2 separate regions of the Homo sapiens genome follow, and region 2 is linked to region 1. The links are chromatin contacts, found by Hi-C in ENCODE. All regions are on one chromosome and are shown on one strand. Each heading gives the region's core, a stretch centred on a gene start or an enhancer-like site at or near the end of the contact. The rest is flanking DNA. Distances are from core to core; before and after follow the strand shown.

Region 1 (4,575 bases), core at 1,812-4,311:
GCCTGGTGGAGGCCTGGCTTGAAGGAGATGGGGCTGAATGCGCCTTCTAAGGGCCGGGCCTGCGGCATCTCTGCTCTGCAGGTGACAGTTCACAGTACAAGAGAGTGAGGTATCACGTGGCCCACCCCACCCCTCCATCCTATCTATGTTTGCCCAGCCAGATCCACAGTGCAGGACTGCAGTCACAATGCCCATCAATGCCCATCATCCCCTCCCCTGCACAGCCCCTTCAGGGAGGACCCATCTCCTTCCTAGAAGGGGAAACGCTCTATAGTGGTGCTTCTAGAGTGCAGGTTTGGGGACCAGCAGTGTTGGTTGGAAAATGGTCCAACCCATTCCCAGTAGAAAGTCAATGGTCCACCTGGGAAATGGTCAGAAATGCAGGTTCTTAGACCCCACACCAGACCTGCCAATCAGAAACCAATTATGGGGGCCAAGTAATGTGTCTTTTTTTTTTGAGTCAGAGTTTCACTCTGTCACCCAGGCTGGAGTGCAGTGGCATGATTTCGACTCAGTGCAGCCTCAACCCCCTGGGCTCAAGTGATCCTCCCACCTCAGCCTACCTAGCAGCTGGGACTATAAGCATGTGCCACCATGCCCAGCTAATTTTTTTCTATTTTTGGTAGAGACAGTTTCACCATGTTGCCCAGGCTGGTCTTGAGCTCCTGAGCTCAAGCAATCCACCCACCTTGGCCTCCCAAAGTGCTGGGATTACAGCTATGAGCCACCATGCCAAGACTTTTTTTTTTTTTTTTTTTTTTGAGATGGAGTCTTGCTCTGTCGCCCAGGCTGGAGTGCAGTGGGGTGATCTTAGCTCGGTGAAACCTCTACCTCCCAGGTTCAAGTGATTCTCATGCCTCAGCCTCCCCAGCAGCTGTGATTACAGGTGCCTGCCACCACACCCAGCTAATTTTTGTATTTTTCATAGAGACGGGGTTTCACCATGTTGGCTGGGCTGGTCTCGAACTCCTGACCTGAAGGCATCCTTCTGCCTCAGCCTTCCAAAATGCTGGGATTACAGGTGTAAGCCGCCATGCCCAGCCTCTGTCCCTTCATTTAAACCCATGTCTTCTGACCAAATTGTCTCTAAGACTAAAAGAAATGTGAGAAACACGGAGTCTCCCATAAACAGGGAGTGAGGAAGGCTTGGGAACTGCACGTGTTCGTTTGTTGGGTCTAGAACATGGATCCACTCTCTTCCCACAATCTGCAGAGCAAGTTTCAGGCAGGGCTGATACTGCCTGCTGCGCAAGGGTGAGGAGGGTAAGCAAGGGATGCCCGGTGCTCCTGGATGTTGCTTCTGGCCATTTCCCACCTCTCCCAGCTCCGACTCCTGGTGATATCCTGCCTTACACCCAGCCACCCTGAACTCATAACCAGAGTCCACATGCCACTCCCCCTTTTACAGGACCGTTTCCTCGGCTTGCCTGGCAAACTCAGGTCCTGGGTCCTTCTCAGCCATCAGGCCTGTGCCCCTCTGCCAGGTCCCCCAGACACCTGCTCCTCCTCTAGCATTCTGTTTTGTTTTCTGAGACAGGGTCTCGCTCCGTCACCCAGGCTGGATCATGCAGTAGCATGGTCACGACTCACTGCAGCATCAAACTTCTGGGCTCAAGCAATCCTCCCGCCTCAGCCTCATGAGTAGCGGGGACTATAGGCACATGACACCATGCCCAACTAATTTTTTTATTTTTGTATTTTTTGTAGAGATGGGGTCTTACTACATTGGCCAGGCTGGTCTCGAACTCCTGGCCTCAAGCAATCCTCCTGCCTTGGCTTCCCAAAGTACTGGGATTGCAGGCATGAGCTACCCTCCTCTAGTATTTCTGTAGCTTGAGTGAACTTCTGCTGTTCTAGGTACCCACAGTTCACCATCTGCCTCCCCACCCATCTACGAGACCCTTGAAGGCAGGGACATGACTTTCCTCTGTTTTTCCCAGGCTCAGTTATAGAGCCAGCTGTGGGCAGCTGCTTGGGAGGCGCTGGTTAAACCGAATGGAGGAACCAGTGGAGCTGAGATGCCCGTGCCCGCAGCCACCAGACCCTGGCTGAGCTCTCTCCAAGGTTATTACCTGGAGGCCATGGAGTGGAACTTCTGGAAGGCAAGAGAGAGGGAGGTTAAGGCTAGAAGGTGGGAAGCTAGGGCACTGTTGGGAAGGGGAAGGCCCTGGCGGGTATGGGGATGGGACGCCTCCCTGTCCACTCACCCGGATGAACTTGTGGTGGTCCTCATTGCCGAACTGTTCCAGCACACACTCGGCTTGGGCCAGCCGCTCCCGGGTTCCCTGGGCCTGCTCCAGCTGCATGTCCAGGGAGGCCACCAGGCCACGGGTGTGACCCCCTATCCCCTCCAGGCAGCGGGCCTTCTCCTCATCCACCAGGTGGTGCAGCTCCTGGAACTCGCGGCGGATCACCCAGCTGAAGACATCCGACTCATTCTGGGACAGGGAGGGCTGGTCACTGCAGAGTCACAGCCGAGCTGCCAGGCTCTGTCTGGCTGGCCTCGGTGTCCCCAGGGCCTTCCTGACCGGGTTGGTCCTGGGACCTGAGTCTCAGGGGAGGCTGCATGGCCTGGCGCCGGGCAGGGAGTTCACCCCATGCATGGGGAGCCCTGGCGGTGGCCGTGGGGAGGGTGACCCCAGCTCCCGTTTCAAATGGAGAGGCTCTGTTTTGGCCTGTTTTAATTTTTTTTTTTAAGAGACAGGGTCTCACTCTGTTGCCCAGGCTGGAGCACAGTGGCATGATCATAGCTCACTGTAGCCTTGACCTCCCAGCCTCAAGCAATCCTCCCGCCTCAGCCTCCCGAGTTGCTGGGATTACAGATGCACGCCACCACACCCCACTTTGCCTATTTCAGCTATTAAATGTGCATATCCCAGAGTTCCACAACTGAAGGAAAGCAGGAAGGCCCTAGGCGAGCAGGCTTTGCTGTGAGGGAGCCAGAACTCCCTGCAGAACCCTGAGCTCCGCCTCCACCAGGCAGGGCTGGTACCGCCTGCCGCGCAAGGGTGAGGAGGGTAAATGAGGGAGGCTGAGTGCTCCTGGATCTTGCCCGGCTCCTGTTTCTGTTTCACAGCCACCTCCAGGGCCGGGGCACTATGGCTCCCAGCCCCATGTGCCTCTCACTTCGGGAGATCAGCCAGGGCCCAGGGCTGCCAGCCTCTCCACGCCTGAGCACCCAGGTACTGGGAGGGCACCATGACAGGCTGGCAAGGTCAAGCAGACACAGGTGGCACAGGGGCGGAGGAGTCATGCCCATGCTTTGAGCTGTTTACCCCCTGAGACTCAAGTCCTGGGTTATCTCAGTCTCAAGGACACAGAGGGCAAAAGCCAACTTGGAGCCAGTCCTAACGACAACTGGGTTGAATTCCCCTGAGAGGATTTGCGCTTTCCCCACCCCGCCCTGGGAATGCTTTGAGTTCTGGCTTTATATGGAAGGCATGGTTTTCTGTAAAGGACCAATGAGAACTGAGTTCTACAGGAAAGTGAAGGTGGCCGGTCCCAGGCAGGGGCAGAGGGAAGGGGCACTCACGACGATTCGGGTCCGGTTGTTCACCAGTTTGGCGATGAGCTCATCCACCTTTTTCTGCTCCTGCTTCAGCTCAGAGATGAGGGCTGCGAGCTCCTCCTGGAGGCAACAGGCCATGGCCCCATGAGCAGCTGATCCCTCCCCTTCTCAGCTCCTTGGATCACCTTCTTGGGAGTATCCCAATGGCCACAAGCACTCCCAGGGAAACCAGGGCGGGAACCAGAGCCACCCAGGTACCCTTGAGTCCAAAACAGGTTAAATTGTTCGAGAATAGTCTGGGCGCAGAAGCTCACGCCTGTAATTCCAGCACTTTGGGAGACTGAGGTGGGACTTCACTTGAGGTCAGGAGTTCGAGACTAGCCTGGCCAACATAGTGAAACCCCATTTCTATTAAAAATACAAAAATTAGCCAGGCGTGGTGGCATACACCTGTAGTCCCAGCTACTTGGGAGGCTAAGGCACGAGAATCGCTTGAATCTGGGAGGTGGAGGTTGCAGTGAGCCAAGATCATGCCACTGCACTCCAGCCTGGGTGACACAGTGAGACTCTGTCTCAAAAAAATAAAAATAAAAAATAAGATAAATTAATTCAAGAATATTCTAGGCTGGGCGCAGTGGCTCACGCCTGTACTCCCAGCATTTTGGGAGGCCGAGGCGAGTGGATCACCTGAGGTCAGGAATTCGAGACCAGCCTCAACATGGAGAAACCCTGTCTCTACTAAAAATACAAAATTAGCCAGGCGTGGTGGTGCATGCCTGTAATCCCAGCTACTCGGGAGGCTGAGGCAGGAGAATTGCTTGAACCTGGGAGGCAGAGGTTGTAGTGAGCCAAGATCGCGCCATTGCACTCCAGCCTGGGCAACAAGAGTGAAACTCCGTCTCAAAAAAAAAAAAAAGGAATATTCTAGGCTGGGCACAATGGCTCGTGCCTGTAATCCCAGCATTTTAGGAGGCCAAGGTGGGAGAATCACTTGAGGATAGGAGTTTGAGACCAGCCTGGGCAACACAGTGAGATCCCATCTCTAATTTTTTTTTAAAGAATATTCT
Region 2 (4,934 bases), core at 2,385-4,884, 490 kb before region 1:
CCTCGTCTCTACTAAAAATACAAAAATTAACCAGATGTGATGGCAGGCACCTGTAATCCCAGCTACTAGGGAGGCTGAGGCAGGAGAATTGCTCGAACCCAGGAGGCGGAGGTTGTGGTGAGCCGAGATCACACCACTGCACTCCAGGCTGGGGGACAGAGTGAGATACCATCTCAAAAATAAAATAAATTTTTTTTAAATAGCTGTGACCTTGTAACACAGAAACAGGTAGCATCTAGATATAATTAGAGAATGGGACTGGGCACGGTGGCTCACGACTGTAATCCCAACACTTTAGGAGGCCAGGTGGGCAGATTGCTTGAGCCCAAGAGTTTAAGACCAGCCTGGGCAACATGGCAAAACCCCATCTCTACAAAAAATACAAAAATTAGCTGGGTATGGTGGCATGCACCTATAGTCCCAGATACTCAGGAGGCTGAGGTGGGAGGATGCCTTGAGCCCGAGAGGCAGAGGTTGCAGTGAGTGAAGATGGCACAACTGCACTCCAGCCTGGGCAACAGAGAGACCCTGTCTCCAAAAAAAAAAAAAAAAGCAAAAAGGAGAAATCAAAGTACATACCAGATAATCTCACTAAATCCTCACAGTGACCCTGAGATAACCACACTATTACCATCTGCAATTTACCATTTCACAGATAAGCAACTGAAGCTTAGATGGCACTACAGCCAGACACTGTTCCCCCCCAAAAAAGAGAGAATGGGAAGCATCTTTCAACTAGATATCAGCTGTATTTACTTTAGTGTCTACCTTTAACACTTTTAGCACTATTAGAAATCAAAACAAGTTTCATTACATAGATGTGTGACGTGAGGCCAGGTGCAGTGGCTCACGCCTGTAATCCCAGCACTTTGGGAGGCCGAGGCAGGCGCATCACCTGAGCCCAGGAGTTTGAGAGCAGCCCAGCCAACGTGGCAAAACCCCATCTCTACTAAAAATACAAAGATTAGCCAGAGCGTGGTAGCAGGCACCTATAATCCCAGCTACTCGGGAGGCTGAGGCAGGAGAATTGCTTGAGGTGGAGGTGGAGGTTGCAGTGAGCCGAGATCGTGCCACTGCACTCCAGCCTGGGTGACAGAGTGAGACTCTGTCTCAAAAAACAAAATAAAAAATAAACATAGATGTGTGATGTGAAAGTCAGGCCCATATTGGAACTATTGGTGCCATCCTTTTTTCCCTATTCCCTACTTCCATACCCATGGGCATCGATAATGGACTCACAACTTTCTCTAGCCTGCTGAGGCAGAAGCAAGCTTCAGAACAAAGGCCCCCTCAAGACAGTGACCATCAGACACCACCAGTCAGCTCTAACTGGGCACAGGAGATGAAACCCGCCTACCATCGCAGAAAGGAAAAATATTTGAGGGGAAAAGGCTGGGAGAAAGAATAAAGAAGGTTAGATGACCAATTCAGTTCACTGCTAAAGGACAGTTCACTGCTAAAGTTCACTGCTAAAGGGATTTTCTTAAAATGTCAGGAAACCAAAGGAAAAGCATCATATAAACTTCTTAACTTTGCTGTTCCAGTCTGAGAACCATAAAAAATCTTCACTCCAGACACAAAGATGTCTTTCTCTCGAAGGGAGACATAACCATTTGTCATCAAATCCTGAGCTGCTTTTGGAACAGATTTTTCCTGTAAGTTCCTGCCCTTGAAGACAAATAATTACACAAAATCCATCAAGCCTAAATCGTTTCCCAACTTCAGCAGGGATGAAAGGTAGCACAGATACTGACACACTTTATTTTTCTCTTAATCTGACACACCTGTATTTTTCTCTTAAATCTTTCTGGTTGTATTCCTCAAATATTAGCCCCTTGGTATAATAAGGTCCTTTAATAGGCAGGACCCACATTTTTAAGGCTCATGATTTCCATTCCCTCCAAGAAAAAACTTTACATACTTTTATCCTATAAGGTATTTTAGTAGAATAATAGTAGGAACTTATTTTCTGATCCTTAATTAATGGAAAGAGAGGACTACTGACCCTTAAAGGTATAAAACAAATTTGTTTTTCATATAAAAGGTTCACTTTTCATTACAAAAATCTTCCTGTATCTTAAAAATGAGACACACCTATCAAAGAAAAAGTAAGTAACTTAATCCAAGATAACTTAGTCTCCAAAAACTTAGAGAAGAAATTTATTTTAGGCATTTCATTAAAATGTCTAAAGACCAAACACAAAAGTAATTAAAGGTTCCTTTTAGTGTTTAAATCCTCTATAAAATCTGATGCCTAAATACTCTATTAAAAAAAATAACTCCACTTACCTGCATCTCGATGACAATCTGGACACAAATCCAAAGGCTAATGCTAACAGCAAAGCCCAGATAAATGTAAAACCTGTTTATCCATAATGATATTAAAGGTGAGGAGAGGTCCCATGTATCCGCAGAAGGATCTAAATTTAAAATGACACACACAGATAATTTCATTTAAAGCTACATATACAAAGATATCCTTCCCGATTTTAAGAAGAAAATAAAACCAACCTTACATTCAACAACCCAGCTAAGAAATCTAATTTAAAAATCAACTGTTGGCCGGGCACAGTGGCTCATGCCTGTAATCCCAGCACTTTGGGTGGCTGAGGCGGGCAGATCACCTGAGGTCAGGAGTTCGAGACCAGCCTGGCCAACATGGTGAAACCCCGCCTCTACTAAAAATACAAAAATTAGCCGGGCATGGTGGCGCGCGCCTGTAATCCCAGCTACTCGGGAGGCTGAGGCAGGAGAACTGCTTGCACCTGGGAGGCAGAGGTTGCAGTGAGCCAAGATTGCGCCACCGCACTCCAGCCTGGGCGACAGAGCAAGGCTCCATCTCGTGGGGGGGGCGGGGGAATCAACTGTAATAAAAATAACACACTATGTAGTAACGTAATAAAATTATCATACTGTTAACACTAACTCAAAGAAAAAACAGAATATAAAACTGTATCTTCACTTCGAAATGAGCATTTAGAAGCAAGAGAAGGAACATAAAGTAAAAATACTTCATGTGAAATTAAGTTAATTGTTTTGTTGTGCTTGCTCCATAAAAAAAGCTTAAGTAGTAAAAGTATTCTTTTTACTAACTGTACTTTCAAAGGCTCACGGTTAAACTTGTAAAAGATTCTCAAGTAACTGACCTTACGTCTCATTTTTTTTTTTAAGAGAGATATGGAAGGACCTGGCTTCAAACGTTCAACCTGGCAGCAATTTCAAAAGTCGAAGCCTGAAATTTAGGCTTTACAGGTGCAAAAGTCCTAATACACGTGGGTAAAGTGGGAGGGGTAGTTTTCTGTCTAACCCCCTAGCCTCAAAAGGCAAAAGCCAGGTCAAAAGTAGGGATCGGTCCTCCTTGCTCTCAGCGGCGGCTAGCCGGTGCTGTCAAGTGCAACAGTCTCCGAAGGAAGGGGACCGAGGACGCCACTCCGCCCGGAGAGGGTCTCAGTAAAACGTTTACCTCCCCTGCCGCCCCAGGGTCCTTGCCCGCCGAGTGCCCTTACCCATCCTCCTCAGAGCCGACAGGAGACTAGGATCTCGGACCTGGAGAGCCCAAAGGTTCGCACTGGTACTGCGAGACGCACCGAGCTACCTCGCGGCGTTAGCGCCGTACCGAGTGGCTGCAGAACTGTGGGCAGCTACGACGCTGCCAGGCCCGTCCTGATTGGTTCAGAGGACGAAGAGGTGGGCCCAGAGGAAAGCCCGGAGCTCCGGGAAAGGAAGCCAGTGCCCGGTGCGCTCTCGGCCCTGCTCCGATTGGCTCAGAGGGGAAAGGGGGCGTGTCCAGAAATAAGCACCGCCCGGAGTTCCGGGCGATGAGGGCGGAGCGCTTCCGCCTCCGTTTGGATTGGCTCAGACTGGGAAAAGGCGGGTCCAGAGAGAAATGATTGGCATGGGAAAATTAAAAGAGGAAAGGAGTGGGGAGCGGGGGAAATGCTATGTGGGCCTGTTTGGATCTTAATTGAAATAAACCGACTGTAGAAAGGCATTATTTTTGGGAAACCCCGAGGGTAAACCCCGAGGATGACTTAATATCATCTAATAGATGATATTAAGGAATTGTAGTTAATCTCGTCGCGTGTATCTGTTAAGGGCTATAGGCTGAAGTATTTAATGCTGAAACCATATGATGCTTTCTTTAAAATACCCCCAACCGGCCGGGCGCTGTGACTCAAACCTGTAATCCCAGCACTTTGGGAAGCCGAAGCGGGAGGATCGCTTGAGCCCAGGAGTTCGAGACCAGCCTGAGCAACATAGTGAGACCTCGTCTGTACAAAAAATTTTTTTAATTATTTATTTAATTAAATTAGCTTGGCGTGGCCGCTCACACCTGTAGTCCCAGCTACTTGGGAAGCTAACGCTGGAAGATCGCTCGAACCCAGGAGGTCGAAGCTGCAGTGGGGCCATGACCCTGCCACTGCACTCCAGCCTGGGTGACAGAGTGAGACTGACTTTAAAAAAAAAAAGTAAATAAAAAAGCAACAAAAAAAATGAAAAAAGAATAAAACAAGGATGGCAAAATGTTGATAGCGCGGTGATGGGTACATGGAAGGTTCATTACACTTTTTTGTCTACATTTTATGTTAAAATATTTCTATTATAAAAGGGTGAGTAAATAAAAATATTTATCATAAAATAATTCCATTATAAAAAAATTTCTATTATAAAGTGGGTCTGGCCCTTGAATTCCGCGGAACGAGGTGGTGCCAACGCTGTGTTTCAACCCGGTCACTAAACATCCGCGAGCATCCTGTCAGAGCTCTCAGCTCATTGGCGAAAGTAAAACGCCAAGGAAAAGCACCTCCCTTTTTGGGCGTGGAAAGATGGCGGTAAAAGCCACAATGCGCAGGCGTCATCGCTCACTTCTCCCCTCCCGGCTTCTGCTCCACCTGACGCCTGCGCAGTAAGTAAGCCTGCCAGACACGCTGTGG

Evidence for each region. A loop is a pair of places that touch in the nucleus more often than their neighbours do. Pooled maps may share reads with other maps.
Region 2: a map with no recorded cell type shows a loop between it and region 1 (10-fold over the local background). The contact joins the promoter of TYW1B here to the enhancer-like site in region 1. A Hi-C loop is called at or near these places in 1 of 37 single-sample maps with no recorded cell type and 2 of 50 pooled maps.

What each region holds. Positions count from the first base shown.
Region 1 is chr7:73,316,615-73,321,189 of GRCh38, forward strand. TRIM50 (tripartite motif containing 50) reads right to left here. Exons shown (of 7, transcript NM_178125.3): 3 at 3,533-3,628; 4 at 2,208-2,438; 5 at 2,073-2,095; 6 at 1-75. Among named protein-coding and RNA genes, the nearest start is that of TRIM50, 9.2 kb to the right of the region's middle. RefSeq lists enhancers at 1,930-2,823, 2,824-3,716. Within about 2 kb of position 3,062, at least 5 of the 41 ENCODE cell types and tissues checked have a DNase peak (open chromatin) inside an H3K27ac peak, as active enhancers do.
Region 2 is chr7:72,824,566-72,829,499 of GRCh38, forward strand. TYW1B (tRNA-yW synthesizing protein 1 homolog B) reads right to left here and starts at 3,635. Exons shown (of 14, transcript NM_001145440.3): 1 at 3,507-3,635; 2 at 2,290-2,420. The coding sequence starts at 3,510. It also overlaps the pseudogene SBDSP1. RefSeq lists a silencer at 3,545-3,804 and enhancers at 3,605-3,899, 4,135-4,184.